4 separate regions of the Mus musculus genome follow, and all the other regions are linked to region 3. A link is a loop called in an ENCODE intact Hi-C map of the cell type or tissue named here. Cell type or tissue: left cerebral cortex. All regions are shown on one strand. Each heading gives the region's core, and the rest is flanking DNA. Links, peaks and the distances in the headings are about the cores only. Region 1 holds the start of Ggh (gamma-glutamyl hydrolase). Region 2 has its middle 29 kb from the start of Atp6v0d2. Region 3 holds the start of Wwp1 (WW domain containing E3 ubiquitin protein ligase 1). Region 4 holds the start of Rmdn1 (regulator of microtubule dynamics 1).

Region 1 (7,890 bases), core at 987-5,986, 330 kb before region 3:
TACTGATAACCCCGAGTTATTACTTACTATGTTTCATCTGGGCTGCTCTTAACTCCATGTCTCTAATGGCCATGATTTTATGATTCTCACCACATGGAGTCTTCTCGTCTCTCCACCTTCCTCTCGTCTTCACCACCCCCAAGCTCCGGAACCCCAAGCATTATCTATCCCAATTCTGCCCAGCTATAGGCTGTAGGCATCTTTATCAGGAATAATTTGGAGCACAAGGTCACTTAGCATAACTTAGGTCTATATGTGCACTCTCTGTCTCTGGAGGCAATCAGGCTTTAGGGACCTGTATTTAGCATTACAATACAAGTAATATCAGACCAACCCACCACACACAATGAATATCTAAGAAGCTCCCAAAGTAAGTTATAATAGCCCCAACATTTTTCATTCAACATTAAGACTATTCATAAACAACTCACTAAATGTATAAAGGGCAAATCCCTTTCCCCACAAAGCCACAGTTGTATCCTTGTCAGCAAAGCCGCAGTGCAAACAACTTTGATCGCCATCTTTCTAATAACCTCACTATCTAAGCAACCAGCATTCTCCAAACCCATCCCAGATTATTAAAACGTCTCTTTCCTCTCTAAAGTAAGCCTCCTACTTCAGTGTTTCCACAGAATAAGGCTGGCCCCACCATCATTCCCTCACTCATTGAATACTGGCTGCATTGCATTCCAGACACTGAACTAGGTGCCGAGGACACAGTAATAAGGAAAATACTCTCCACTTTATAGGCTCTCATGCTAGTGGGTGGGAGAGGAAAGTGGTAAAGACAAACAACAGAGATTTAATTCTAGGGCCAGTGATGACCGCTGGTGCTTGTGTTAAGAAGTCAATGAAATATGGGTTCCATTTACAATGTCTCTGTAAAAGGGTGGCAACTCTCGCTGGGAAAGAAGAACAAGACTTCAGAGAGGTGGAACAGGTTCTCCCTAGGAAGGTGTGACATAACACTTATTCAAAGGCATCAGTGGACTGAGGCAGTGAACCACACACCCATATCTGAAAGCAGAGCGATTCAGAGCAAAGGAAACAGTACCATGCAAAGGTCATGAGCCAGCCTGTAACTCTGCAAGAAGTCTATCAGACTGGGAACATGTAAGAGAAAACAAGAAGACAACAGGTAACAGAGCAGAGAATTACAGACGCATGGAGGCTACCATGTTCCTCACATACCTCAGTGGTTCTACATTGGCTCTGTGAAGTCATGCTCTGTCCCACTCATCTCTGATCTCCTCTTACCACTGAAACCCAAGTCTAGTACACTACTGACACATGACATTCATCAAAACATGTCACATATGCTTAGCATGTGCAAGGCCTTAGGTCTATCCCTAGCCTCCAAAACTTAAACAAACAACAAAATTATCATGCCTGCTCATTTGGATATCTGTGCCTCTGTGAGTTTAACTGTCTCAGTGGGACACAACTCCTATCATCTATATTAATCACACCTGTACGCTGGGCTTCTTACAATAGTTGACATGAATCACTACTGAATATCAAATGTCAAAATGTATCTAGTAGGAATGTTTCTCTCCTATCAGATAAGATGGTCTTCACAATGGAAAGTGAAATTTGGCCAAAAATAGAAGAGTACAAGAGCTATCATAGAAAAGAGTGACACAGACAGGAGAGGAGGTGCCACAAGGAAGGCATGCAGAATTATGTGAATATAAGTGCCTGCAACACTAAATTAATTCCACAACACACCCCAGCCCATTCATTTTTTTACCTCACTCCTAGGCAAAGAGCTCAGATTGTATGCCCTGGTCTCAACATGTGCTCCCAAATGATGGCTTGTACACTTTAGGCTATTTCACCACTTCTGTGGCTTCCTTGTCTTTGAATACTTTGTGTTTCCTACAGTAATAAAGTATCCATATTACATGCCCAATCGACAATATTATCTTAATTGATTGGAGAGGTGGCTTCACCATCATTTAGCAGTAGGTAAAGGCACTTGCTGCTGAGTCTGAGGGCCTGAGTTAGATCCCCAGGACTCATGTGGAGAAAGATAACTGACTCCTGAAGTTGTCTTTTGACCTCCATAGGTGTATGTGAGAAGCATGCACATGCATGTGCACATGTATACACACAAACTCTAAGTATAAAAGGAAAACATAATTGATTAGGTTAGCCAAAACCATACTTTCTCTCTTTTGTTATATGCAACTTAGAGTTGCCAAAATTCTAAGAAACAAAATCTCCTGTCATCTTTTAATTTTTTTTTCTATTCGCTAGATCCACAAACGCAATTCACTACATATGTTACATGACTCAACTTGAAGAATCTACCCATCTATGGAAATAGCTTTGAAGGAAGGGTTCCAAATATTAGTAAGCCACCCACTTGAAAACCGGACCACTCCTGAATACATAAAACAAGTTTCTAGTTTCTCTTTAGTGTTCAACTTCAAGGAAGAAAAAAATAAGATAAATGTCAAATTCCTACATTTGTCTACCTATAAATTTCTTTTGTCAACTTTAACTACAGGCTGATTTCTCCTTGGATGCTATCAAATGTCTGACATGAATGCAAACCAGTTTTACCCTGATTGAAACATAAATATGCCAGACAGAAACAATGTCACGATTTGGCTGAGATAAAATGAATATTCAAATCCTCAAAGTCGATGTTGATACTTGATGCTAAAAATGGCAAAGTCCAAGTCCAGGACACACTTTAGTTTCTTACCTATTTCATGTGTGTGTGTATGTGTGTGTGTGTGTGTGTGTGTGTGTGTGTGTGTTGTATCTTCATGTATGTCCTGGAGCAAAGAAACGTAAGTTTTACCTGTGTGCAGAATTTCTGGGATTGGAAAGGCAGGGAAAATGGTGGAAACACAGGTCAGGAAAAGCACCCATCACCCTGAAATCTGACTAAATCCTCTCACCAGTTAACACTCAAGAGTAAACTAACATTTTTAAGGTCTTTCTCCCTTCTCTGTTATTTCCTCTGATATTTCACTGGAAACTTCATGTACAGTAAAAGACACATACTAACCCCTTGTGCAACACTAGTAGCTCCTTGCTCTTATCTTATTCAAGGCACCTCTGCAGCCGTCCTATAATCTTAATTATCATTATGGACTACGAGAACAGGAATAAAGAGTGAGATCCTCTGGAAACTTCTTGAACTACGAAATTGAGCACTAGGTCAGCCGAGGTGGAGTCTTCTCTGAGAAACCCACAGCACGATTTCTCCTCTGCTTCCTTCTTAACTTGAGCTCTTCTCTTCCTACTTCTGATACATCCTAGCTTGGTTCACACTGACTGTCCTTAAAATTCTTTTCCCGCACGGAAACCTCAAATCCTGGGTTTGCCTCAACTGTGGTTCCTAAAAGTTACGGGACCGCCTCTAGCTGCTTTGGGTGCCAAGTAGTAGCGAAGAGCTGAGCCTTCATTGGGATCCCGATCCTCCAGATGCAGAGGTCTCTAGAAGGACATCAGCATAAGGTCCCATTGATGAGAAGCGCGCCGCGGGGTCTGCACCGCTGAGAAACAGAGCGCCTCGCAGACTACCGGTCCGCAACACCTGCCCCAAGCCTCCTTACCGATGATGGGCCTCTCGGAGCCATGGTTGTAGGGTCTGGACATCCCGGGACTTGAAAGCCCGCATAGTAGCAAACCCAACAAGCACAGCAGGTAGCCCAGGTTCGCCATCGCGATCGCAATCGCAATCCGGCCTCCGCCCCCACTTAAAAAGGTTCTTCAGCCAGGCGCGCGCCCGGCGGCCAGGTTGGGGCGCGGTCTCGCGGCCTGGGCGGTGCCAAGCTCGAGGGCGCGCAAGGCCGCGCCGCTCAGGCCTCTGGGAAGTGCAGTCCGGGTGCTTGCGGTGCGGAGCTGGGCGGGCCGGGCGGGGGCGGGGCCGGGGGGCGGGCCGGGGGGCGGGCCGAGGCGGGCCGGGGGCGGGCCGAGGCGGGCCGGGGGCGGGCCGGGGACAGAAGGCTCTGGGAGCGTGCTCCAAGCTTGTCCATCGCCCAACGCGCGACCTGCAACTCGCATCCCGCGGCCCAGCGAGTGGCACGCGCGCGAAGGCAGCTGTGGAGACCTCTGAATGCTCCCTGTGAACTCTTATGTGGCCTGGCGAGGTCACCTACACCAAGTGGATACGACCACCCCGGGACCTGATGGCGAGCTCGGGTCCCACCTGGCTCTGTGCGGTAACCAAGCAGCAAGGCCCGCAAGGTTCTAGAAGTTACCAGAGAACTATGCTGCATAAACGCATAGGTTTTCTGGCTTTGATATCCTGACAGCATTCGATGTTAGGACAGGGGTTCACTTCCGAAAAACCACTGATAACATATTTATTTGGGCACAAGGATGTCTGGAGGAAGTAAAAAGCACAGAGTACTTAGAGTACTTGTGTCTCCCTTTCCTTTAGAACCCTGTCAAGGGAAGGGGCTGATTCTTGCCACCTAGCCCCCCAAAAAACAATACCAGGCCACACTCGATACAAAGTGCTTGATTAACTTCGCTGTTACCAGCAACCCCAGAAAACCACTAGTATCTTATAAAATGATAAGAGCAAAGCTAAGCAGTTAAAAACTCAGGTTGACTAATATATTTTGAATGTTCAAATGCATGCACTCATAGCCAGCAGCACAAGGTAAGTTTCTTCCTATCAAGGTTCAACTAAACTCCAGGTTAAAATAGAAAATCTGTTGAAGATGAAACGGTATTTTGAATGGTGTTATTTGTGTAAGAGGTATACAATTTAGGGGGAAAAACATACAATGTGACTTGTGGAAAACTAGTGACAAGGTTCTGGCATTCATCAAGAAATGCAATACATTGTTTAGTTTAGCAAGACTATTGTAGACTGGAGTGTCGAAAGATATTGAGAAAATGCAAAGCAGGATTGAGCCTGAGTTGATAAGGATCTATTGCAAATATGCATCCATGCCTCTGGAGCAGCATCTATCCACAAAGGAGGAAAATTATCTGCTATTATTCACAAAAATAAAATCCAGATAGAGAAAAGATACAAAGGGGAAAGGGGAAATACTAGACTTTGGTATGAAAATATAAATTATATGTGTATCCATTCATAACTTTGATGGTCAGATGTTTTCATAAGATATCAAGTTTTATGAACATCATAAAACATTTAAAAAATCAAGTATTAATGAAAAACGAATGGGTTTGGCCATGTTAAATTTTAATAGTTCTGATAGCTTATCAATTATTTTTAACTGTTTTAGGAAGCTATTAGGTAATTTCTGCTAGAGGTGGAAAGTCACGTATTCTGTAATCTACTACTTCTCAAGGTATAAATATGTGTCTACTACATGATCTTACTAAACTAGGTCATGGGGACTCCACCCTCATAAATAGATTGCTGCTATCTCACAGATATGGGTCAAGTCTGACGGGAGTGCATACTTTCCTTAAAAGGGGGTTGTTGTACGTGGAACGACACATGCCCCTGTTGGTTCTCTTGCTTCCTTTTGTATCATATGAACTCTCTTACCCTTCCACTCCCATACATGATGGCATTGGCTATGAGGCTATAAACAGAGGCCAAGATGCTAGTGCCTGTTAGAACAGAGACCTAAGAAGCCTGATCCCCCAGCCTAAAGACATCAGACCATGCACCTTGTACCTCTCTCCCTGGGACAGAAAATCAAGCAACTATTCTATGTTGAGGACTAACAGTAGTCACTAATCTGTGTTGCTGACCACCACCTGGCTCTTCCATGCACTTTGTCACTTATCCCAAACTAAATCGAATGATGTAAAACTTCTTACCCGCCATCAAAACTTATAAAAAACAAACAAACAAACAAACAAAAAAACCAACATCAACAACAACAAAAACCCAACAACCACCAGGTAACTTGGTGTACACACCTCTATTCTGGCACTGAAGAGGCAGGGGCAGGTGGAATTCAAGGCTAGCAGAGGTTACACAATGAAATGCTGTGTGTGTGTGTGTGTGTGTGTGTGTGTCTGTGTGTGTGTGTGTTAAGTATAAAAGTCACATATTTTCCTTTGTTTGCTGGATTTCTCTGAAAGCTCCTCTGGCCTCCCCTGTCATCATCTTAACAGCCCCCCTCCTTACCAATTAACTTTAAGCTATCACTCCTGAAACACCTGCCCAGGAATTATAAGGAATCCTCTTATTTTGTGGTCCTGTTATGCTGTCATTTGGTGATTTGCCTGAAACATATAGAGATCTATCTGCCTCCGAAGTGCCAGAATTAAAAACATATGCCACCATTGCTGGCTCCCTGGTTGCTGGAGGCCAGGTCTGGCAGTGAGTTCAGTAATGTAAGGAGGAGATGTGGTCTCAACAACTAATGTAAAACAGGCATATACGCACACACACTTGGTGGATAAAGCGAGGCTCCAACAACTTTATTTTTTTCTCCCATATCTTATATCCCTCCAAAAAAAATCTTTCAAGCAGTATAAAAATTGCAATGTGGCTACATTCCATTTTTTTTAGGTGAGTAATTATATAAAGAAGAAAACAGCATGCTCCTCAATACCCTTACATGATAAAACATATTGCCTAGTACAGGTGAAAAACCAATTATTCCCAAGGACCCACATAGATTCATGTCTAAGCAATTTGTTACAGATTAACAGAGTGTAAGCAAGCAAAATACATTTCTCAGCCAGTTCTCTTACTGTCAGGCTGCGTTTTGCAGTTACAAAAAAAGATCAATCATTTTATCACCTCAAAAAGTAGTCCTATAAAAAAATTTTAAAAGAATCACTAATCTACACTTTTATATATAAAAACTCAAGTCTTTCTATAGTATACTCAGAGTGCACACCCACTTTCCAATAATTCTTTATTAAATCATATCAAGTAGCCAAGGGCAAAAATTGGTACAAGAAATTACTCATCACCTTTGATCATCAACCCATCTTTATCAAGAAAGGCACATCATCCTGTAATAACCTAGTAGTAAGCAGGCTGCCATTGTTCTTGTTCCCGGACTTCAAGGAGTCCCTTGCTCAACTATCAGGAATGTGCCTTTCTAAACTTTAAATTGTTCCCCAAGATTTCTACACCAAAGCCACTAACAAAAATATCTTAACTTTACTAACAATCTATATCTCCAAATTCTTTCTAAGGGTGGTTGAATCATTAACTTGCTCCAGTAGCAATACTTGGAAAACATCAACCACTATTATCATAACTACTAGTAACAATCCCCAGTGAGGGGCTACAAACCCCCTTAGAGTTTTCATACAACTGATGGTTTATGGGAGACATGGTGACCTCAAGGTCAGTAAGCAGAGTGGTACTCAGTAACAGCATGAAGTCTTCAGCACAGTAATCCACAGGGCTCTGCCTCTCCTGAGGCACACCCATCATGGCTATGCTGACAGGTGGACTGCCTTCCATGAGTTCTAAACGTGCTTGTTGTTCCTCTCATATGTCCCGAGGCCCCTGACACCTGGTGATGTTAAATCCCATCAAGTTGGCAATTAAGATAAACCATTACGAGACTTCATGAAATTAAGCCTCTGAGAGACAGGAGAAACAAGTGAAAAGGTAGGCTACAGAATGGGTAAGATCTTTAACTAGCTATATAACTGTCAAAGGACTAATATCTAAAATATACCAAGATCCTCAATGTATAACAAAAATCAAGCATCCTAGTCTACAATTTCAGTAGTATATAGTTCTCAAAAGACGAAACACGAATAGCTAATAAATACATAAAAAATTCAACCCAACTAGCCATCAGAGCAATATGAATCAAAACTCCATAGACATGCCATCTCACCCCAGTGTGAAAAACTGTCATTTAAAAATAGCAAGTACTATTTAGACATAGGAAAAAGAACTCCTAGACACAGTTGATTGGACTGTAAACAAGTCCATCTGCTGCACAGATGAGTATAGAAATG
Region 2 (7,890 bases), core at 959-5,958, 240 kb before region 3:
AGGAGATTCTTCCCTGACCATGTCTACTTGTGATTCCAAATTCCTCTTGTGTTTGGGTTACTTTAGCTTTCTCTAGCTTTGAAATTTTTTCTTCTAGAATTTTGTAGAATAGAAGTTCTATTAATTATGTGTTTATCTAAGCTCTATTTCTTAGATCTTAAGTTTTGTCTTTTGATTTTCCTAGATCATTTACAATTCAATATTCACATATTCATTAATATTTTCCTTATTGATACTTACCAACAATGCCTGATATTCTTTATTTTAAAATTTATATTTCTAACCTAACAACCTTCCTTGGAGAAGCTTCTTTTTACAGTAGATAACAACACAGAGACCCACAACAGATCAACATTCAGAGATCATGAGACCATGTAGTTTTCAGCTTTAATCGGGACATGTGTACCATACTCTCTTCCAAAAAGGCTCAGAGATCATCATGGAACATGTTGAGGTAGAAATATTAAGAACTAGAGCCATCTACATTGGCAAGTCAGGACAGAACCATTACACACAGCAGCTCATTGCACTTATGGCTGCATGAATATGACCTCCACAAGATCAACACATCTAAAATTGTAGCAAGGATGGGTGAGGGGGCTCATGAAGTCTTACAGTTGCAGGCTGAGGAGGAAGGAGCGTGAGGTTTGTTTGGGCTTTTTAGGAATATAACTCCTGGTACACTGTACATGTTCCGTAGATAATCCTACACGCATGTACACACAGGCAGCACAAGGTGGACTCAGTGCTTTGAGTAGCAGAACACAGGAAATTGGGAGGGAGGATGTTTGGGGGAAAAAGACATGAATTCAAGGGGATTAAAGAGGGATGGCTTTGATCAAAACTTATTACATGCATGTATGAATTCTCAAACAATGTCCTGTTGTCTTAGTAAAGCTTCCCCTTCTATTCCAGAAACCTCTAAAGCTGCTGAGAACCATGCTACTGAATTGGGCTGTGCATTTATACCTCCCCATGTCTTCTAATTTGTTACAATTTGCTACCTATTATGTCCTTAGAAACAATTATTTCCATTGACTGACATAATAATCTGGGGTTGAAATATATCAATCTTTGGTTGCTTTAATTTGGGCTATTGCTTAACATTAAAGTCTAGGCCAATATGCACTCACACAAGTGACAATTCTGTCACTGAACATGTCAGGTATAAGAGTGGCACGGCAGTAGAACTATCAGTTACCTGGCTTGTCAAGTATGATTTTAGTTAATACTCCAAGTCTAGCCTAATAATAATAATAAATATTTTATATTATAAATTATACTGTTTAAATAAAAATTTGAATTTATTTATGTGCGTGTATACAGGCTCATGAGACGGCACATGTTTCGAGGAGGAGCCAGTTCCTTCAAGCGCATGGGTCACAGGCTTGACAGAATTAAATTCACTGGCAAAGTTTCTGAAGTCTAAAATGTGAATTCAGGTAGAGTTGCCTGAGATCTAGGGAGCACATACATTCAGAGCTTGTGCAGTAAGAAATTGCCACAAACTGGTGCCTAAGTACGGCAGAATCTGACTCAATCACTCCAGTTCAGCTGGTACCAAGTGTCCTCTGTTTGGGAGGTTCTGAGCCAGAGTCTACCTGCTCCCCGGTGTGGCTGACAAACTGGCATCCTTTGGCTTCTGGCCTTAGATTTCTGCCTCAGTCTATAGTTTACCTTCCTTTCTGTGAGTTCTTGTGCCCCTCTTCCAGTTTTATTCTCAGAATTACAGGTAAAACCCAGGTCCCTGTGCAGACTTGAGCAATCACTGTACCGCTGAACTACATACCCAGCTTTTTTCCTACCTTTTATAAGAATTCTGCCATTGAACTTAAAGTTGATCCTCATTCAAAGCAATCTTGTCTGTACATCTTTACCTTTACCACATCTGGAGGTGGACAGGGAGTACCTTACTGCAAATGAGGACTCGGGTTCTGTTTGAACATACCTTTCAGCGAGCATAATGCAAGTGTTTTTCTGTGACTACAGAACAGATAGGAACAGCCGAAGGCAGGAAGGGCTGAGTGTCTCAGTCCATCTTGGCAGGAAGGATGTGGCTAAGCAGATTTATTCATGGCAGCACGGGCCATTGTGACAAAGAATGTTCACATCATTGTAAACAGTAAAACAGAGACCCGTGCTGGATCCTGGGGCCCTGCTGTAAGGTTGGAAGCTAAGCTTTACCTATCTACTTCTTCCAGCTAGACCCATCTACTGATGATTCCACAGTCTTCCAAGATGTCATCTGAGGAAAAACATTCAAGCCAGCTGGGGACTCAGTATTCAAACCATAATAGCAACTTATGACTGATGGAAATTGAGACCTATGTTTTTAGATCTGGAGAAAATACTTGATCCCTGCCTTAGAACCGGCTTCTCAAATTACCATCTTCCTTGTCTTTTTCTCTTGGGTATTAGCTTCAGGAACCCCATTTCAATATTTCCCGACATAATTTTATTCTCGAGTGGATTTCCTTAAAGATCATTGAACAAAACAATTCCAGTTCCATAGTCATTCCATGGCTTAGTTACTTTTCTTTTGCTGTGATAAGACACCACAGACACTTATAGAAGAAAGTTTATTTGGTGATTGCAGTTTCAGAGAGTTAGTCCATGACCAGCATGGTTGGTGGCAAAGCAGGCAACAGGCAGGTAAGCATGGCTCTGGAGCCCCAGCTGAGTGTGTGCATCTGATCCGCAAGAGGGAGGCAGTGAAAACTAAGTGGGTATGATGGTATAGGCTTTTGAAACCTCAAAGCACACCCCTAGCAACACACGTCCTAAGCCTTCCCAAACACACTCTATTTATTACACCAATTCAGTAAAAGTATTTAATTCGCCTCATCATTGCTTTAAGGGACTTGATGTCTTTTTCTTGCAGTTTCCTTCCTTTTTCTTCCTTCCCTTTCCTTCCTTCCTCCCTTTCTTATTATAAATGTTGTTAAGCACCTTATATAAGTATAAATAAGAGTAAAGTAAAACCCATTTGAATTCAGTGGACTAGGAATACTGGAGGAAAAAATGGAAAGAGAAGGCCTAAGAAGGAGACAAAGATATGGTTATTTTATAAATATTCAAAGTAAGAATTGTATTATTTCAAAACAAAAATATTTATAGTAACTAAGGATAAAGTCCATATTCTTCTCTCAGTTTTCCAGAAGTTCATTCAAAAAAGTAAAGAGGTGCGTGACTATCTATCCAAAAGCTGAGAGGGAGTGCTCTTTTTTCACATACTCTTCATGTGCCCTTCTTGTTCATTCTGCTTTCAAATCACGGCAGTTTCACAAACAGTTTTTCTTCCAGACAAATGGTACTACTACTAATAAGAAGCCTCCATATGCACTGGAAGACATGGAAACATGATAAATGAGATAATCAAACGTGACAAAATGTAATTTACTTTAGTGATGAACTGTAAGTTGCTATTATCATCCAGGAGAATACCTTCTTTTTCTCTACTAGGAATAAATAGGAGTTATTTCATAAAAATATTACTGAAAGGAACTCATGAAGTGAATATGATGTTTAACGTGCTTATTAGTCTGGATATTATTTCCACTAAGACTGCATTCTCTATTTACATAAAGAAACCCAGTGTTTAGAAATTGATTTGCAATCTGCAGTTTCACCAGAAGATGGCAGAGTGATGTCAAAATTCCAATGTGAGCTGCCTTGTTGGTCAGGGTTCCCAGCAATGCTGAGAGGTATGTCTAATTAACTGTTGGTTAGAACTGTTGTGGCTCTCAGTTTTTCTAATGCTGCAACCATTTTGTATAGTTCCTCGTGTTATTGATGACCTCCAATGGAAAAAAATGTTTCATTGCTACTTAATAACTGTGGTTTTACTAATATTATGAATTGTAATATACATATTTGATATGCAGGATATCTAATGTGAGATCCCCAGTGGGGTAACAACCCACAGATTGAGAACTGCTGAGAACTTCCAAGCTCTTTTAATTAAAAACAAATTTAGGGACGGAGAGATGGCTCAGCAGTTAGTGCTTGCTGCTGTCCAATTATGAAGAGTGGAACTCAGATCCCAGTATCCGCAGTAGGTGGCTCATAGCACCGAAATTCCCACTACAGAGGATTCTGTTCATTCCTCTGGCTTCTGTCAGCACCTGTGAACATGCATGCACACACACACATGCACACGCACACACAGGCACACACTCACGTGCACATACAACGGCATGAGTCCTTGTGGAGGGGAAAGGCACGCATTAGACATAGCTGCTATGAGCTCATATGTGCAATGTTCTGCAAACACTGTCGCACTGCAGATGCCCACTGCCTCTGCCTAGTGTTCTCAGCTTTGACCCTCTAGACTCTGATGAGCTCCCTTGTACCATGGAACTGAGAGACCTTCTGACTCAGTGCCAAGCCCTCTGCAGAGACATGATGGCCTGTATCCCTCTTATTATGGTCCTGACCCATTTTGTCTTGAACACATTTCTCCTGATCCCTTTGTCCACAACAGTCTCTCTAAATACAAATTTTCTGGGACTGACATATGACATTTGGCATAAATTATAATATAGTTCTTCAAGATCCTCTAACTGCATGGAGTATCCTCTGGTGATAGGACACCATGACAGAGTCCTGCTTTTGGGCTGGAGGAGCTTAGCTGGCAAGCTTATGTTGCTGGCAGTGTGATAAATGCAGGTCAGTAAATTACAAAGAAAGGGGGAGTTGATTCTCTGTGGAGATGAGTAATATTTACAGTACAACTTTGCATAAAATTGTACCCTATTTTTTCTTTGTGTTTGCACATAAATTATAAGCATTCAAAGCCTACTTTTCTCATTATTTCTTAATTTATGTTCTTAAATTTTTCTTTGTTTATATTCATCACATGAAAACATTTTCATACTTACATATCTTATGCATGGGAAGGAACCCCCATCCCCCGGGCTTTGGTTTGCATTCTTACTTCTTGGATTCACACAGAAGTCAATGACTGAATCCCAAATTCCTGATTCTAGATCTTCTGTGTGCCTCATGGTGATCTTGGGTAATGTCTTTCACGTCTTAGCTTTGGCAGTTTCCTAGCACAGTGTTTAGGAAATGCTAGGGTAAGAAGCACATGATTATTCTCTGTGGTTGCTGTGTCTGCTTGAGACACAGCCTTGCTATGTACCTCAGACTTGGGTCAACATTTTGACCCTGACTCCAATTCCCAAGAGCGGGTGTGACAGGTTACAGGTACAGGTTCGATGTTTTTATTTTTAAAACTTTTTCAGAAGCTTGATAATGTCCCTGCCCTGCAACCATAAAGTCCTGACTTTGAACACAAGAACCCACACAAGAAGAAGTTATGGTAACACATGCTTGCAATTTCACCACAGAAGAGCTCGAGACAGGCAGAGTCCCCGAGGCTGCTCAGTCAGTAAACAGTCCAGACTAATTGGTAAGTACCAAGTCAGGGGAGAACCTGTCTCAAAAAACAAAAGAACTACAGCAGCAACAACAACAAAAACCACTGGAGAAATGATACCTTCATACACACACACACACACACACACACACACACACACACACACACACACACACCATCATTTTTTAATTGATTGAAGAAATTAGAACATCTTAGCATTACAAACTTGCCTGCTCTTTGCACCCTGGGAACCTCTAGTGCAGATGAGTCCTGTCCGTTAGGATCCTGGATGTGTTCCGCATTGCAACCTCTTCCTTTCTTCCAGTCTTACTTCTTAGGTGCATTTCCTTTTTTTCCTGTATATTTAGAGCAAATATATCAATTAAACATTTTCCAAACTAATTGTAAAATGAAAGTAAACCTTTCCCTCTTAGCCCAAATATCCTGCTTTTCTCTAGAAGCAATCACTGTATTTTTTAGTCAGATCAAGTTTCTGAGGACATGTTTGTCACACTGAGGATGTCATAATGCAGGACCCTTCTACATCTTCTTTCTTTAATTTAAAACAATGAACTATCATACACTCTAACATACATATTTATTCTATCATTATAATATCTGCATATATTTCCAATTCCTGGATGTAGCATTTTTGAAATATATTAATTTATTATTAAATCTATTAATTTGTGATTTCTGTTACATAAGTAATGATGTTTTATAGACTTTTGCACATTTGGCAATAATATGTAGGAGTAATTTCTAGAAATGCCACTGTGAATTTAAGAGCTGTGCCCTCTCTCCCAGTCTTAAGCAGGCAGGCTCAGACCTGGTTTGCCACAGTTGTTAGCCCACCTAGGGACAGGTCAGAAGGAGTATAGACATTCAGACTGAAGCCAAGCACAGTCACCAGTCACCATAATTCGCAGGCAGGACCATGGAGCATAAATAAATTTTATGCCCCAGTCCAGCTAATTTTTAATAAATAAAAAGGGAGGAATTGTGCCCTTGCCTCAGCCTTGAGCAGGCTGTCTCAGACCTGGTTTGCCACAGTTGCTAGCCCACCTAGGGTGGAGACTTCCAACCTAGGTAAAGTCTATTGTCCTGACACAAATACAGTTTCCTCCAAGATGCCACTACCTGCTGAGAGGCTGAGCCTGTTTTTCTGACAGATTCTGACAAAGTGACCATGAGATCCTGGCATAGGGAGAGATGCCCCTGGCCCTTATATGCTAAGACTCATAAGTAAACATTGGGCCTTGATCAGAGAACTGTGTCTTGGCTCATTATTTCTCTCTCTGATTTTCCCACTCTGCCTTTCCCATCAACCCCATTTTTTCTTTCAGGAAACCAGTAACCCATGACCGCTGGTGGCTACAAAGAGCCAAAGCATTACTACTTTAGTGGATACTGATTCCAAAGTGACCCCATTCCTATGAGGTAGTGCGATCAAGTATCTACTAGCCTGTGATCTCCCACCACTTGCACTGGAGAGTTCAGAGTACTATCAGCCCAGGAAGGTGGCTTGGTGGGTAAAGATACCCACAGCCAAGCCTGAAGACTGAAGTTTGATTCATGTGGGGAAACAGACTCCACGCATACACTGTGACATACATGCCCACACAGACACAATCGTTTTGTTATTTAAATTTTATTTTACATATTATGGAAGAAATTGAACATTTTTGTGTGTGTGTGAATGTGAACATTGTTAGCCATCTGTATTTTTATGATATGAGCTGCTTGTCAAAACATTTGCCTGTTTTGATTTATTTGTCTGGCTAATTTATATGTTCTTTTATATCAAAAGACTTAACCCATGGTCTGGTGTAGAAGACACATATTTTTTTTAAAGTATTTGACATTCCTTATTGGTGCCTATAAGATTGTTCTAACAGCTCCTACAGTTGAGCATAGCTCACTGATTCCCACATACCACCCATCACCCAGATCATGTATAGGTCTGTTAGCAGGGAGACTAATAAAGAATGCCTGGTATTTAAACAAAAATAAGTTTATCTAGGAAAAACAAGAAAAAAAAAATTTTGGCTTGTTCCTCTTACTAAAAGCTAGTGTCTGAGCAGTGCCAATAATGAAAAGTTGTATTTTGCCGATAGTATACAGCTGTTCTGGTAATCAGCCATTATGATTTTTAATCACAGAACAAAGGTAAAAACTTTAGTTAAAGAGAAAGAAAATATTGCTGGGGATACATTGACACATGCAAGACGTGGCACCATAAAAAATACAAGCATTTATGGAATTATTTATTCATTTTTATATTGCACAGAGGCAGTTATTTCATGTATACCCACATGTATCTACATCTCACTTAGATAAGATATAAAGAGCCTGAGACAGGAAATTTAAATGACTTGCTTCATCTTGTCAATGTCACCTAGCATTGTATTATCACAATAATAATAATGTTAATTGATGAATTATTTATCTGCTATGTTTATCCATCTATAGGAGTGATCAACAGATAAAATTATAATCATTCACTCTGA
Region 3 (7,890 bases), core at 1,156-6,155:
GTGTGTGTGTGTGTGTGTGTACTAATTCTGATTCATGGAAGAACCCGGATATGTGAATAAGATGCAGTTTTCCAAGATACAATTGCTTCAGTTTATTCCTAACTTTTATTTATTTATTTATTTATTTATTTATTTATTTATTTATTTATTTAAATCAGGGTGTCATTGTCTCATGGTGTAGCACTGTCTGTCTTAGAACTCACTATTTTGACCCAGCTGTCCTTAAAATCACAGAGATCTACCTGCCCCTACCTCCCAAGTGCTAGGATTAAAGGTATGCACCACCAAGCCTGGTTCTTAACAACTCTTAAGTCTAACATTCTTTATACCCTATGTCTTGCCTAACAATAAGTAGGAGAGAGTTGCTCAGAGGCAAGTAGTCTGCTGTCATCTTAATTTCTCTGACTTGTGTGGACCTGAAGGGAGCAGCAGGTTGTTTTGTGTGGCACTGCCAAGTACAGGAAAAATGGGTAACGTTACTTTAGTACAGTGCTGGACAATTTTGATTGGTTCTTATGGGGGCATGGAAGCTATCTTGTGCATAAAGGATGTTTAACACCATCCTCTAGACAGTAGTCAAAACCAACTTCCTAATAAAAGGAACACACACACACACACACACACACACACACACACACACAGGGGTGGGGTGGGGAGGCAACTTTAAGACATCACTTAATTCCTCTGCAATGCAAAATTGTCTCAGATTGAGAACCACTGGTTTAGGGAACTTGCTTTCTATTACTGGATATGAAGTTATATCCCATGATTTAGTGGCTTTGAACTATAACAAAGCCATTCCATTCCATTCATGGTTCTGTGGGTCAGGCATGTGAAAGACTTAACTGAATGGTTTTTGTTTCATATCTCTGTTAGGCCATGGTCAAGATGACATTCTCTGAAGTCTTGGAGTCACTGAAGTGGTTGGTAATTGGTAGGGGTCCCTGGGTCCCTCTTGGTCGCAGGCAAGATGGCATAGTTTCTTACAATGTGGTCCTTCATAGGAAGCTTAAGCATGTTCTTGCCACTTGGCAGCTGTTAATGATTTGAGAGGATGGAGGCATGGACTTATAATGTCTTTTTATGATACAATGTCAGGAGTAACAATTCAGCTTTGTTACATATGTTGGAACCAAGTTGCACACTGTGGGCCCTCTTAGAAGCACATTAGGTTCTGGTTTGTGAGGAAAGAACTATCTACAAATTTGAGAGCACAGTTTTTAAGACCACTACTGATAGAGAAAAGTTTTTAGACAAATAGAATGGAGAGTACTATGAACTATTCTAAAACAAATGCTAACTTATTGTTTAGTGAAAAGGTAAATCGTTAAGCAACTAGAAAACAGACAAATTATATGCTGTTAAGATGAAATGAATTCACAAAGTCAAAACGAAACAAAATGGCAAAGACAAAAGTTTCACCTTCATCAATATTTACATTACATGAAGAAACAGTGAATAGTTCTGTTAGAAAGCAGATAATTATGGACCAATAATAAGTACATATTTGCTCACAAGGACTCTACCTTGATCACCTGCACAGTAATCTCAAGCCGTGATGTGTGGAACTTGGTAATATTCAGCAGCAGTAGTTTTTAGACTAGCCTATGTGTTAGATGTCTGTAAGTATTGTACCTGTAGCAAATCACTTATTTTTTACTATGTCATGTAGTTATCACTATACCAGTTTTCTAGCTTAGGTATAATCAGATCAAGTAACTCATAGCTTGTGCTGGCACCTGGGCTGGATCATGTACTAGGCAACAGAGGTGCAATGCTTGTGGCTCACAATACTTTCAGAGCCCACAGAAGCAGCTTAATTCCTATGAAGAGTGATACAAAAAATGTAAATATCGAATATAATATTTTAAAGTATAATGTCAACACATTTTTTTTCATGGATCAATGCAGTCTTAAAATACAGTTTACAGTGGGCTTTGCTTGATTTTTAAATGAAAGGAGAGGCCTCATAGGTAGTTTCTAAGGTCATGAAAGTGAGACTGTGTCTGCAGTGGCCAAGCTGTGCTTTGATCCCAGCAATGTGTCTCCTAAGCCTACACTCTCTCTGCACGGCACCTTGTTCATGTGTTTCAGGGGGGCTAAACTTAACGCGCACTCTGTGATTACCTTGGCAGGTTTAACATGAGACAGTAAACAAGGACAAGGGAAATGATTGATGAGAAGATACAAAGAACGGTGTTCACTAGAAACTACAAAATATTCAACAGTAACACATATTTGATGTTAGGCGTCAACTTAGGGCATAGGAGAACCTAGGGGCTTCTCTTGGGGCCTTAGGGAAAGTCTGAACCAATGGAGGAGTGAGAGACTGAGACAGGAAGGCAGAAGGAGAAGTCTGTACACGCTCTGGAGAAAGGCAGGCCCCTGTGAAGAGCATTTTGAAGCAGCTAGTACATTTATTTACAGAGATCTTACAGGGGGGAAAAAAGGGTCCAGGAAATGTAAAGGCAACACAGTTTAAACACACAGCCAAGTGGACACATTCAGTAATCTCCTAGCACTACAAATAGCATATGAGCTTGAAGGTGCTCTGAAAAGCACGTTGTCATAAGACCTGTGGACAGGTTATTACTGTGCCCAATGACCTTAAGCATTAGAGTGACATGATGTTTGGTGTCCGCTGGAAACTTGACAGAATCTAGAATCACCTGGGAGATGGCCTATTGACATTGCCTTCAAAGGATTATCTTGCTTCTGGTAACTGAGGTGGGCAGGGCCATTCCATGGGCTATATGCAACAAAGGCATGATAAGCATGCCTCTCACTCTATTTCCTCACTTCTGGTTTATTGTGACCAGCTGCTTCAAGCTCCGGTCACTAGGTATGAGCCAGCGTAAACTCCATTTCCCTTAAGTTGTTTTGGACCAGTCATTTATCACAGCAAGAGGAATAGGTTGAAGAAAAGTAAAATTGTCATGTACATTTTTGAGAGATTTTTGTGCACCATAGGCATATGCCCCTAACTTATATGTAAAATTAGGGGCTAGTAACTAATGGACCAGAGTGGAAAAGAATGAACGTTTGTTCATTCAAGTGGTATTTACTGAGTCCTACAAATACTCATGGAGCCTTAGTGTTCTTCTTGGTAGACTACTTTTTTCTCTTCTTCAAAAGTTGCAGCAACAACGGAGTGAATCAGAAAGGTGGTTTAATGTTAACAAGATATTTAGAACAGAAATGTTACAAGGTGATTAGGCTGAGAACTTGTTACCTATGGAGTAGTGAAGTTAAAGGTGTCACAGGCAACAAGAAGCCAGGATTCGTGAACTTTTCTGACAAGAGAACTAGTCGGCTCTGGGGTGGGTTTAAATTAATTTGTGAGGTCTAGCTGAGGTGTTTGGCTAAATGTACTATTTATTCTGGAAGAACTTTTGTTCTTTCTCTGAAGTAGAATGGCGGGCCATATGGTGAGTAATGTGGTCATTACACTGCAGTGTGACCTTTCTCGCAATGTAAATTACCAACAGCTCTTTTCTAAACCAGTTGACTCATTGTGTCAAAGAGTCAAGAGACAGCTACCTTTCAGAATTACTGTGTCCATTAACTGTACGAAAAGGGATATATGCACTTGCTCAATCAGTAGTAGCTTTGTCCCTGGGCCACTGTGGTGCCAAGAGAAAGGAACAATTTCATTACCAACACAATGGTCTCGTGTGACTACCATTACTAATGGACCCTAAATCAAATATTAAAGCGAGGTCAAGGGGTTTTCCTTCGCAGCCTACTTTGGCTGCGAAAGCACGGACGTGCCTGGAGGGTCTTCCCTGAGGTTATGCAGGAAGCTCTGCAGCTGACTGAACAGACCAGGTAGCTGCTGTTCACAAGTCACCACCGGCTTCCCGGCGGCTGCCCCGCCCCCTTTCCGGCTCTGGCTCCACCTCCTCTCCCTTATTGGTTGGCGTGCCTCTCCGCCTGACCGCCTGGAAGACCCGGAGGAGCGGAGTGGCCCCTAGGCGGGCTGGGCGCGCGCTCGCTGCGCATGCTCGAGGGCAGCTGGATTCCCGGTCTGGACCAGAGGCTCAGAGCGGCCCCGGCGGGGAGGCGCGCCCGTGCGCGGCAGCGGCAGCGGAGTCGCGAGCACGCTGCGCGCTCCCGAGGAAGGGAGGTGTAGGCCGGGGTGGGTGGGGGGAGGGCCGGGTGTCGGCGCGCTTGGCGTGCGGGATCCGAGTGGCTGCGGGCGGCCTGAGCTGCCCGGCCGACGCCTGCTGCGAGATGGCGATCTTGGGCGCGGAGGGCTGAGGAGGCGCCGCCGCGGTGGCTGCGGGCCCCGGGAGCCGCAGCTTTGCGCGGGTAAGTACAGCGGGGCTCTGGAGGGCGGCCGGGCCGGAGTTCGCCGGGGTGGGGTCGCCGGGCTTGCCCCGAGCTGGCCCTGGCACCGGCCTGTGCGGGTGACACCGGAGCCCGGCGAAGTGGCTCGGTGACTGCAGTGCTCAGCCTCCTGACCGGCGGCTTGCTGGCGTCCCAGCTTCCCCGCCTCAGAACTGCTGCCCTGACTTTCACCCGGATCCCACCGGCGCGAGCCGGGACGCCAGCCTCAGAACGTCCTTTTCTGACACGTTTTTAGCATTCAGCTTTTTTTTTTTTTTCACTGACTCCGCACCTCCTCTCACCAACAATCTTAATCTCCACCTTTGGTGACCTGGTAGGTTCAAGTGACCTTGCAAAATTTTCTAATCCTCATCTCGTGATTTGGGTCCTTTTCCTTTAAATCTTCTTTTAAAATGTAGTATTGTTAGGATTTGGTACTTTGCCCGTCGCCTTTAGCCTTTACAGTCCTTAAATGATCAGTTTGTGGCTTAGGGCTGTATGGCTTTCTACTCATCGGTTTGGAGTTGTAAGTTCTTTTGCTCTAAGCGATTCCTCTTCATTATTACCAAAAAGAAGGTGTATCTATTATGCTTTTGAAATATTTTACTCGTCCACCATAAAATATTTCACAAATGTCTGTGTTTTCCCTGTTAATGTTTCATCTTTTTGTGTGCATAAAATTGAATTCCTCCCCCTAAAATGCCGCTACTTAGAGTTATGGAAAAAAATGCCAGAGTTACCTTCCCACTCCCCATTTGGTGTTTTTTTTACCCCTGATGAAATACCCTGTTCACAGTTGTCTGTAGGTTTCTGTAAGAGTTTTTGCTTATGTATAAATCCACTTAACATGTCTCACCAAGTCTGTATGTAACTGCTAGTAAAACTCTCCTTTTAAAAAAGACATTCTTTCATTTATCTAACTTCCTTGAGCCATAAAACTATGTGCTTAAGCTGACTGAAAATTACCATTTTTTAAATAACTAGTTAACATTTTAAATTCAAAGATAATGTCCAAGTGTTGGAGCTGTTGAAATTGAGATGCTTGAGAAATGTGACTTAGCTCTTTGAGACATAGATTATTAACATTTCCAAATAATTCTTCACGTAAAATGTAGAGCTGCTTTTAAGACACTGTACTTTTGAAACCCAGGGCATGGCTGATCAGGTCTCTTGCCTTCAAAGAGATGGTAATCTCTTGAGTTGGCTGAAATTTCTGTTACATCCTTGCACAATTATTAAGCATCAACTGCATGACAGTGAGGTATTTGGAGGTATATGTAGATCAAATGGTTAGCAGCTTCTGTCTTTGCAGGCTATGGAGGAGGTATGTGTGTTGGGTTATATACCGATGCTCCTTTTATGTCCCTGTGAATAAATGGCAGGATCTCACTACAAAGCCCAGTCTGGCCTTGAACTTGCCATCTTCCTGCCTCTGAGGTCATAGGTCTATGCCACCATGCCCAGAATACCTTTGTGTGCGTGTGTGTATGTTTCATAAATATATAAAATTGTCTCAAGTCGAGTTCAGAGAGGGTACTTCTTACATGAGTTAAGGGGTTTTGTATTTTGAGGACTCTGGACTGAAGGGTGGCATGAAGGATGACAAGAAGTCAACAAGGAACTGTAGTTCATGTAGAGGACTCTAAGAGGGTTTGGATGGAGTCTGCAGGATTTCGGATATAGGGTAAGAAAATTTGAAATAAAAACCAAGACCAGTAACAAGGTGGTTTTTCTTTCTTTAGTTTTGTTTTGGAACAGGTCTTGCTACGTAGATGTGACTGTTCTGGAACTTGCTTGCCCTGTGGATCAGGTTAGCCTTGAACTCAGAGATCTACCTATCTCCCTCTGCCTTCCCAGCCTTAGAATTAAAGGGTTCGCTACCACTCTTGGCCCAAGAGTTATTATTAAATTGAGATGAATTTCAGGTTACTAGACAGTGTGGGGCCCACAGGAGATTGTTGAGTTTAAGAAACAATTTTACACCTTGGCTTAGAAAAATTAATCTAGTGGCATTGTGTAGTATGAATTGAGGTAGGAGGAACCTGGAAATTCATAAATTACCCCAGGATTTCCATCATTACAGATAGCAGGGGTCTGACCAAGTGGAAAGGACAGGAAAGCAGGATAGAATTTGGCAATCAAGTTAAAGTTAAAATAATTGCCAAGATGACTCAGTGGGTAAAGGTGTTTGCTGCCAATCCTGGTGACCTACACTTGATCATAAAACCCCCTTGGTAGAAAAGTAATCTACTCTCCAAAGTTGTTGTCCTCTGACCCTTATACTTGCACAGTGACACAAACACATCCTCTTCCCTTCACAAATTTTTTTTTTTTAGAAGTCGGGGTCTTACTGTGTTGCTGTGGCTGCTTTGGAACTCACTGTGTACACCAGGCTGGCCTCGAACTCACAGAGATCCACCTGCCTCTGCCTTCTGAGTGCTGGGATTAAGGCGTGCATCACTATGCCCAGCTGAAATAATTGTTTTTTTTAAAGTTAAAATAATGATTCTGACCCATGTCCATCGGGAAAGTGATGGTAGCATAGAAGTGTTATCTTTAGCAGGCCTGTATGATGTTCATAGGCTTTGGGGAATTACTAACTAAAGAAACTAAAGAAATCTATTAATAGGTCATGTGCAACCATGCTTTGTGGATGTGATTTTAGGGGAGTCCATAAATTACCTGAAGCTCTTGCATGAAACCCATAGGCTGTCTGCTGTGCTGGGGACAGCTTTTAGAATTACTGGAAAGTTAATAACCCTCACTGTGGAAGTACCTAGAGACAGTAACCCACTGTATGGTGGTTCACGCTTCTCAGAGAATTTTATCTATTATATTGCGTTTAATTTGTTGTTATATCACGGAACAAAGTTGCCCATGAGTTTAGCTCATCTGTTACAAGGCTCCTTGTGGGTGGTCATATAGAATCTGGAGTTTGTGAGCATATAGAATCTGGTGGTTTTCTTTTTTCTATGGAGAGAAGAGCACAACTAATTTGCTGTTGATTGGATACAGTTAATGTCTTATAAGTTAAGAATTAGTGGTTCCAGGAGACTCCTTCCAGTTAAGGTTTTGTGACTCCTGGCAGTTAGGTCTTCATTGGAACCTCTGCACTCATCTTTCCTTTTGTGTATTTGAGAAGTAGTGAAGCTGAGGGGTGCTATGGGTGGGTGGAGGACAGATAGCAGTATCAGGTCAGACATGTTAATTATTACTGTCTGTGTGGCTCCAGATTGGGGATCAGGGAAGAGATGGCAGAGGCACCACCAGTGGGGGAAGAAACCTGAAGGGCACCTTAGACTTTTCTGGTCCTCTCTGCTTTAGGAATGCCTGTCCTTCATACAGGAGGCAGCATGTGACGGAAGGAGTCAAATGAGCATTCATTTTCAGTCAGTTTTCTAGGAAGGATTCAGTATTAATTCTCACTAGGGTAGTTAAGGCATAGTTTGGTTAGTAACGGGTTGACTTCTCTGCACCCATATAAACTTGTTTCTTTGGGAGAAGGGATGTCCCCCTGTTATTTGGTTTCTTTTCTAATTATAGAAACTTTGACTTCATAAT
Region 4 (7,890 bases), core at 1,794-6,793, 130 kb after region 3:
TCTTAACAAGTGCTACGGAATATCTGTCCAGACTCTTTGTTCAGTTTTTTAAAAACAAGCAAAAAGCCACTGATGCATCTAGAATTTCTCTCAATCCGTATTTAATCCACATCTGAACTTCTGATATAGTCTTAGACCAGAAAATGGAAACTTCAACACATTCCAATTCGTTGAAAATTCTGGTAAAACCAAATATTCAAGACATTAGTACTAGTGAATTAAAAGCAAATCAACAGCAAAATAGCACTTTATTTTCTGAATGCATTCTTACTTTCTAAAAACAGGTTAGTGTTGTAGACAAGTTTAAAGAGTCTTGCCAAGCATGTAAGAAGCTCTGGGTTGGATCCCTAGCATCACATTAACTGGTTGTAATGGTGTTGCCTCTGTAATCACAGTACCAGCCAGGGAGGTAAGCATAAAAGAAGGAGTTTGAGGTCACCCTTGGCTACATATCTTGAACACAAAATCTTGTCAACAAAAAAAGGGGGGGGGAGAGAGAGAGAGTGAGAGAGAGAGGAGGGGAGGGAAAGGGGAGGGGGAGAGGGCAGGAAAAGGAAAAGAGAAAAAAGGAGGAGGAGGAGAAATGTTGGACTAGGGAGAAGGTATGGCAGGATCATAGGTATGATTTTGGTGCCTAGAAAAAAAAAAAAGAAGAAGGGAAAGATCAAGATGTTTAACATTAAGTCTTAGTAGCCTATTAATCAACAGTAAAAAGGACGTATATAGTACTGTAATTAGAGAAAATAGCACATTTAGAATGTCCAACTTTTTGTGGTTAAGTAACACACAGGTTTCTTAAATGGGGGATGCATAGCCATTGAATGATTATATTTCTCGTTGTAATGTCATAAGCTAACAGCTCATCTCCTGATTTCTTATCAGTTTGATTAATATGAAGCAACCTGTTATTCATCTCTGGGAAATTAGATGAAAATGATATTTCTATACTTAAAAATCAAAGACCCAGAACACCTTCAAAAATGCTATTAACTTTAAGAATGTATCCAACAGCTAGAAGATACCACTTCACCTTGTACCTCTACAGTAGAATGCAATGCTTTTTATAATGAGTTCTTTAAAACAGACAACCAAACCTCAAAGGGAGCATATGACTCAGTGGATACAAGGAAGCTGCCACCAAGGCCTTATAACCTGAGTTCAATCACTGGGAGCCGCATGATGAAAGGAGAAACAAGGTATTCTCTGACCTACCTCCACATGTGCACTCTAACACGCATCCAAACACACTCACAGACAGTGAAATATAGTAACAATTCCTACAAATATTTCCTATGTAAAAGAAGTATGTGCTCTGACATAATTTTCCTCAACATTAATTTTACCAATTTTAGATCCAGAAATTTAAAAAAAACTCATTAGATTGAAAGGAATATCACTATTCTTCCTCTTTTCTAATTTTTGCCGAAGTATCTTCCTTTTAAAGGTTAGAATTTGTCTGTGCTGGGTGCAAAGGCTCCTTCTTGGAGTAATATTAAAACTTTCAACATTCTACCACGGCTTTAAAATACAAATATGTACGAACCAGATGTGCTGCCATTTGTCTTTAATGTCAGCACTCAGGAGTCAGAGACAGGTGAATTTCTGTAAGTTCAAGGCTAGCCTAGTCTACATAGTGAGTTCCAAGCAAACCAGACCTACAAAGAGACCCTGTCTCAAAACCAAAACTAAACATTGTGCTAAAAGTTCCCAAATTCCTTTCTTTAGCCTGGATCTCAAAAGGTAACTGCACACCTCCTGAGCTACTTATCCAAATGTCAACTTGGCCCTCTGAATCCAGTCCAAAATAGAGCACATTTCTCCTTTTCCCCTTAAATTGCTCTAGGCTGCTCCAGCTAGGAACTTAAATCTTTCTACTTGAGCCTTCTTAACCTCTTCCATGAAGCTATAACTCTATATCCTTAAAGCTCTTGGAATTCTTCCACTTATCTACATTTTCACCAAAGTGCAAGCCATATTTCTCACCTAGCCTACACCAAGATCTCTTGCATATCCATTCTGACCATACACTGTTATTTTTTTTCAGTGAAAATCTGGTCAAATGACTTCCCTGTTTGAATGCCTTATTTGATTTCCTATAATCTTTACACTAAAATCAGAAACACAATACTTTATTCTGTACTTATGATTGTGTGATGTAAGTAGGTGAGATGTAAAGGTCAGAGAATGACATTGGGTGTCCCCTTCTCTCCTTCCCCTGGGCAGAGTATCAAGCAACTCGGGCTATAAACTTTTCTTAATCTGAGTGTCAGAAGGCAATTTATGCCCTGCGTGCTCCATTCCCTTACAAGTCCTGCGGATTTACTTCCTTTCCAAGATTAAGTGCTTAGAAGTCCACAAAGGTCACACTCTCTCGACTCTTCCTTTCCACCCCCTGCCCATTTTGAGAAAACTTAGCAACAGTAGCAATGTGGATAAACTACCTGCCTACTGCCACATGAGCGAGCGTGTGGAAGCAGAACTTCCTCCTTTTATCCTCAGAAACTGAACTTTCAAAACAAAAAACAAACAAACCAGAACCAAAACATACACAAAACTTGAAAAGCTGGAGGGGTGGCTCATTGCTTAAGAGCGCTAGCTCGTCTTCCAGAGGACCAGCACTGACATGGTAACTAGGTGCTAGGCATGCATTTGGTGCAATACATACATGCATCCAGGTGAAACACATAATACACAACGATTGAATTTTTAAAAGGGGAGAAAGGAAGTTAGGTTGTTGGTTTAATTTTCACACCTGGAGTACTAGGACTCAGAAGGCTTAAAGCAAGAAAACTACTTGGGGTGTATATTAAACTCAAGCCAAGCATAGCCACTTAGGGGAGTCCTGGCAACACAAGTAAACAAGCACGTCCACAAAACAAAACCCTAAGATATTAAAGGAGGCCTCAACAGTCAAAGCCTGACTAAACCTCAGGAGAGATCTTAAGTTAGACACCCAGGTAAGCCATATCTAGATTCCTGACCTACACACGCCATGGATAGTAACTGTTTCTTTATAACAGGCATTTATAGGCCGTACTTTAGGGTTTAAAATTAGCAAAATAGTTATGAGAAATATATCTTAGGGACCGATGTCATCCCTTTTCAAGAATACAGTCATAGCCTGTCTAATAAAAACAGCAGAACTGAGACAATTTTTAAAAATCTGAACAGCTTTGGCGTGCATAAAAAACAAGAAACTGAAGGATAATTACTGAAAAATAAATTTTCTCATTTATTGACAATTTCAAAGTTACATCACAAATATTTTTGCCCCCAGGTGCGAGGCAAAGGCTTATTAACACAGAACTTACTTTTTTCTTTCTTTCTTTCTTTCTTTCTTTCTTTCTTTCTTTCTTTTTTTTTTTTCCTTCTCCTGTTTATTTTGGGACAAGCGCTTACTAAATGGCCCAGACTAGCCCTGAACTGGCTCGACACATCCCAAGCCAACCTTGAATTTGCGATCCTCCTTCTCTGGACTCTCCAGTAGTTGGGACTACAGCATTGAGCCACCGGGCAGAGCTGCCCGAGGTAATAACCTGAGTCCAGAGACGGTCGACTTTCTCAAAACGGTCAAAGTTCTTTCACCTTCCCGTTCTATTTTGGGACTGGAAGGGCAGAGAGGACGCACCCCTCAGTCATGAGGCCAGCTGTCTCAGCGGAGGTTTGCAAAGCGGAAGCTCCACGACCCTCGGGCCGGGTGCCGCACCTCCAGACCTGGCGATGGGGGCGCCCCCGACGCCCTGCTTGATGGAGCGAGCAGGACCAGGACAGCGGGTTACCTCGCAAGCGCGGACTCCCCAGGCGCCACAGCGCCCACGGCTGCCCCAGGTCCTCGTCTGCTGACAGACGCGGAGTGGAGGGAGACGACGCCACAGTCGCGAGGACAGCGCCATGACTGACAGCTTCCCAGCGGGACTGACGACGCGCTGGAGGACCTGACAAAACGGGGCGGGGCGAAAGTCAGCTCCGGAACGGAGTTCCAGAGGTCGGCCAGCACCACCTCCTTCACGCCGGCCCGCAGCTTCCGGGCCTCGGTTTCCAGAGACCGGAAATAACTCCGGGTGGGAGAAATGGGTGGAGGGGAACCATCACGCATGCGCACAACAGGCTCAGGCGAGGGACGAGAGCCCTCCTCTGGCTGTCAGCGACTGTCCATTGTAGCTTTTGTGGTGGTTGTGGTTGTGGTTGTTGTTGTTTTGTTTTGTTTTGTTTTGTTTTGTAGTTTTTCTATAACGTCCTAAAGTCTTCAACAGTAAAGTGAATCCTGGCACTTATGGTACTTTTTGAAAATAAGTACTTGAATGAATTACATTATCTTACATAAGGAGGAGGGTGGAAAAACACATCCAGAGCCTGGAGGTGGTGGGAACTAAGAGAAAGAAACAAAGCCCCATGAGACTTAGTCAGGAAATACCAGAAAAAGAAGTCCTACCATAGCCAGAGCTCAGAGTGCTTCTCTAGCTTGCATGAAGTCCTGGACTCAGTTCTCAGCACTGCATTCGATTGGAGTGGTAGCCTATAATGAATGCCAGCGTTCGAGAGGTGGTCACATAAATCAGGAGTTCAAGGTCATCCTGAGCTATATAATGTGCTGAGTGCTAGCATGGAATCCCGGACACCCTGTCTCAAAAAAGAAAAAAAAAAAGTTGATTGTTTTAATCTCAGCGCTGTTGTATTGATTTAAAGATAGCCTGAACTACTCAGTGAATTCCAGTCTAGTCTGAACTACTGAGTGAGACTGTTAGACTCTGCATCTTAAGAATTCAGATAGATACCCCAGTTCTTTCCTGGGTAGGGACACATAAAAAATAAGACAGGTTATATCCGAGAGAGAGAGAGAGAAATCAGATTTTAATTTAACTTTTATTTGTTGTCTTAAATTACTTAAATACCCATTTACTAAAGGTGCTATGTGGTGCTGGGACCCTTCATGTCCTTTAACCGTTATGCTATTCATCGTTAGGTGTAGATAGGAACTGCAAGTTATAAATGAGGAAGATGTGCTTCAGTACGAGTTTGAATTCTCCAGAATCAAATCGCTCATGCCCGTGAGAAAAGGGATAGAACATGTGTTTGGAGCAAGCTTCCCAGGTGTAGAGACATGAGACATTGCTTTTGCTATTACATACATCATGTTCATTTCAGTGATGATGGAGAAATGTGCCTGTAAATATTTTTTTCAGGAAGTAACAGAATCTTGGGGTTCACAAACTTTGCACTAAACTTTGGCAAATCCAAAAGACACACTCTCTTTGCTTTGTTTTGAAGCAGGGCAGGAATTTCTGGAGTTGGTACTGGAGTGACAAGGGCACTTTCTTCACTCCCCCACCCCCCACATTCTAGTTCTTATTCAATACTTAGATCTATCTCAGTATCCTAAATTTGTCTGGCAATCTTACTTGGTTTTCAATAGTTAGGCATCATTACTTTAGAGACTGAATAAAGTTCTGTTGGTAGAGTGCTTGCCTTGTTTCAATGAGAAGATAAAACTGCCTTCTGTCCTTTTGTCTCTGTGCTGTTCTCTTAAGTAGCCTCTTTTCCCTTGCCCCCCTCTTTTGGTGAGAGTTGGGCAAATTCTATTCTGTCAAATCTTTCTCATTTTGTCTACCTCTCAATTAAACCTTACTTTCAAACATGGGTGCTTTCTTCTACAAACTAAATTTGCCTTCATTGTTTGGGATTAAAGGTATGTGTCACAGGTAGAGCCATACCACAACTAGAAACAGATTTTTTTTTTCAGGAAGTAACACAATCTTGGGGTTCACAATATGATCAAATATCTTACAACACCTTTGCACACTGAGGCTCTTGATATGATTTTATCTGATTATTGGCAAGATATGACGATTTTGTGTGCATGTTTTTGAACCCAGGACCTTGAAAGTATGAGCTATACTATCAAGCATGTAATGGGATCTGTTCAAGAAGAAGATTGAAAGAGCTGGTGATGTAGCATGTTGGGAGAGTGCTAGTATGTAAAAGGCCTTGGGTTTGATCCCTAACCCTGTTAGAAAAGTAAATAAAAGGAAGAGCCTGGCAAACAGACTATACTATCTGCTATCTTTCCCGAGTCTTGTGGTTCATTCCCTGACTCCTCTCCCCCTCCCCACATACCATATGTGTCTATCTCACTCAGGTCCACTGCCTTTTCTTACCCTACAATGGGCCAAAGGCTTCCTTACATGATATTTTCTCTGCCACTATTCCTTCATATTATACTATCAGATGCCATCTTCCTTTCCTCATATGAGTTCATATTTCTTACCTGGCTCATTTCAATTTATCTTTCCATTATCAGTGTGTCACTTCCTCAAAGAAACTTCTCCTTATTCCTCCTAAATATATTTCCATTTATTAATTCATAATTTGACTTTTGCAATGGTTTGGACTATATTTTGGAGGAACTAGTAACATATGCCTTCATTATGCTATAATCTCAATGACTGATTTTTTTCAATTATACTAGGGTTAAATTTTTTTATACTTTTTCCATTCATTCAATAAATGTGTATTGTGTATATGTAATGGTAGATCTCAAACCCTAGACAAATGGCTAACTGAGATGCCCATTTAACATATCAGAGCAGATGCTGGTAGCCAGGTTCTCAGCAACTACCTATTACAGGCCATCCTGGCTGGCATACCCTCCCCCCTACCCTACTATGCATCCTACTATGCTCTCCCTCATAGTTACAGTGGGCCTTCTCCACTCACACCTAGCAGCACCATGCCCCCTCCCTTTTTTAAATATAATATACCTTCTACCTTCTAGTAATCAGAAAAGTAGAAACACTTGTAAGATACTTAAGTATATGTACTGATAGATGGTGCAAAATGCCAGCTAGGAAGGTGAAGGAGAAAGGGCTACAGATGTATTTCTGTAAATGTTTGCAATTCTATTTTAATTTTCCCCCCTTTCAATGTCCAGTACTGAACACAGAGCCTTGTTTGTGCTAGGCATTTAGTACTTTATAACTGAACTATGACCTCAGCCAAACATTGCAATCCTAACCTGGATAATGGCCAGAGAAGGCTTCACTCAGAACTTTTGAGTTAATACCCAAAGAAGCGAGTCATGAGGGGTGTTAGGGACACAGCATTTTGTGTAGAGTAAAATAAACATGCAAATTTTTGCTCTGGAAAAGTAGATGGAAATCTATGACCATTAGGGAAGAGGAAGTAAAAGGTAAGGGACAATGATAAGTTAGGTGGCTAGCAGTGCAGTTTCTCTTCCCACTGTAAGGATTTTGAATGTTTGCTTTATATGACTAGGTCATATCTAATTTACATCTTATTTTGGATCCTTCTATGTCCAAAGTAGACTAAAGGTGAGCATGGTTGACCTACGAGAGGCAATCTCTTGAAGGAAACAAACTCACTTTCTCCCAGCAGTTTTCAGTTGCTACTACATTACTAATATACAGCTAAGAGTGAGACTTTATACCTATTGCCCCTCTCCATGCTGAGAATTTGTCCAACCTGAGCTTTTGCAGGTCATTCCAGGCTGTCAAAGTTGCAGTGAGCTCACATTTAAAACTGCCCAGAAGACTCTAGCTCTTACATTCTTTGCTTTCTGTCTTCTTTAATGATCACTGCTGGGTCTTGGAAGGAGGGGGCATGATGCAACTATCCCATTTAGGGGTATGCTTTCCTTAGTCTCACCCTCTGTGCCTTGGACATTTGCGGGACTCTGTTCACCACGGCTGCAAACAGAAGCTGCTCTGATGAGAGCGGAGAGGTGCATTAATCTATGAGTTTAACGAAAAGCCATTAGGAGCTGACTTGATACTCTGTCCATTGAGCAGAATATTTATAGTAGATTCTCCCCTGGGTCTGTGACCTGCCTAGCTGTTGTTTTTGCCTCGATAATAGTGCCAGGTATGGATTTCA

The links. Hi-C counts contacts between places; a loop is a spot of excess contacts. Peaks named below come from ENCODE experiments on the same cell type or tissue, not always from the same donor. Only the 100,000 strongest peaks of a DNase experiment are listed, where the experiment ranks them.
Region 1: a loop joins it to region 3, with 4 times the contacts of the local background. A loop is called at or near these places in 15 of 42 quality-filtered maps.
Region 2: it touches region 3 in a loop (3-fold over the local background); 21 of 42 quality-filtered maps call a loop at or near these places.
Region 4: it touches region 3 in a loop (2.9-fold over the local background); 13 of 42 quality-filtered maps call a loop at or near these places.

Annotation. Positions count from the first base shown.
Region 1 is chr4:20,037,965-20,045,854 of GRCm38, reverse strand. Ggh (gamma-glutamyl hydrolase) reads right to left here and starts at 3,803. Exons shown (of 9, transcript NM_010281.2): 1 at 3,573-3,803. The coding sequence starts at 3,681. It overlaps 4930598A11Rik (a long non-coding RNA gene), which reads left to right and starts at 3,951. Exons shown (of 2, transcript XR_881147.2): 1 at 3,951-4,627. In left cerebral cortex, for the core only: no CTCF peak of the experiment used is centred there; a DNase peak (open chromatin) is centred at 3,678; H3K4me3 peaks cover 1,485 bases; H3K27ac peaks cover 299 bases.
Region 2 is chr4:19,947,943-19,955,832 of GRCm38, reverse strand. No RefSeq gene overlaps it. Among named protein-coding and RNA genes, the nearest start is that of Atp6v0d2, 29 kb to the right of the region's middle. In left cerebral cortex, for the core only: a CTCF peak has its summit at 3,629 (motif pointing right); a DNase peak (open chromatin) is centred at 3,642.
Region 3 is chr4:19,705,260-19,713,149 of GRCm38, reverse strand. It overlaps Wwp1 (WW domain containing E3 ubiquitin protein ligase 1), which reads left to right and starts at 4,146. Exons shown (of 25, transcript NM_177327.5): 1 at 4,146-4,311. In left cerebral cortex, for the core only: no CTCF peak of the experiment used is centred there; a DNase peak (open chromatin) is centred at 3,969; H3K4me3 peaks cover 2,340 bases; H3K27ac peaks cover 1,127 bases.
Region 4 is chr4:19,571,217-19,579,106 of GRCm38, reverse strand. It overlaps Rmdn1 (regulator of microtubule dynamics 1), which reads right to left and starts at 4,041. Exons shown (of 10, transcript NM_025476.6): 1 at 3,780-4,041. The coding sequence starts at 3,893. In left cerebral cortex, for the core only: a CTCF peak has its summit at 4,126 (motif pointing left); DNase peaks (open chromatin) are centred at 3,649 and 4,040; H3K4me3 peaks cover 2,303 bases; H3K27ac peaks cover 1,359 bases.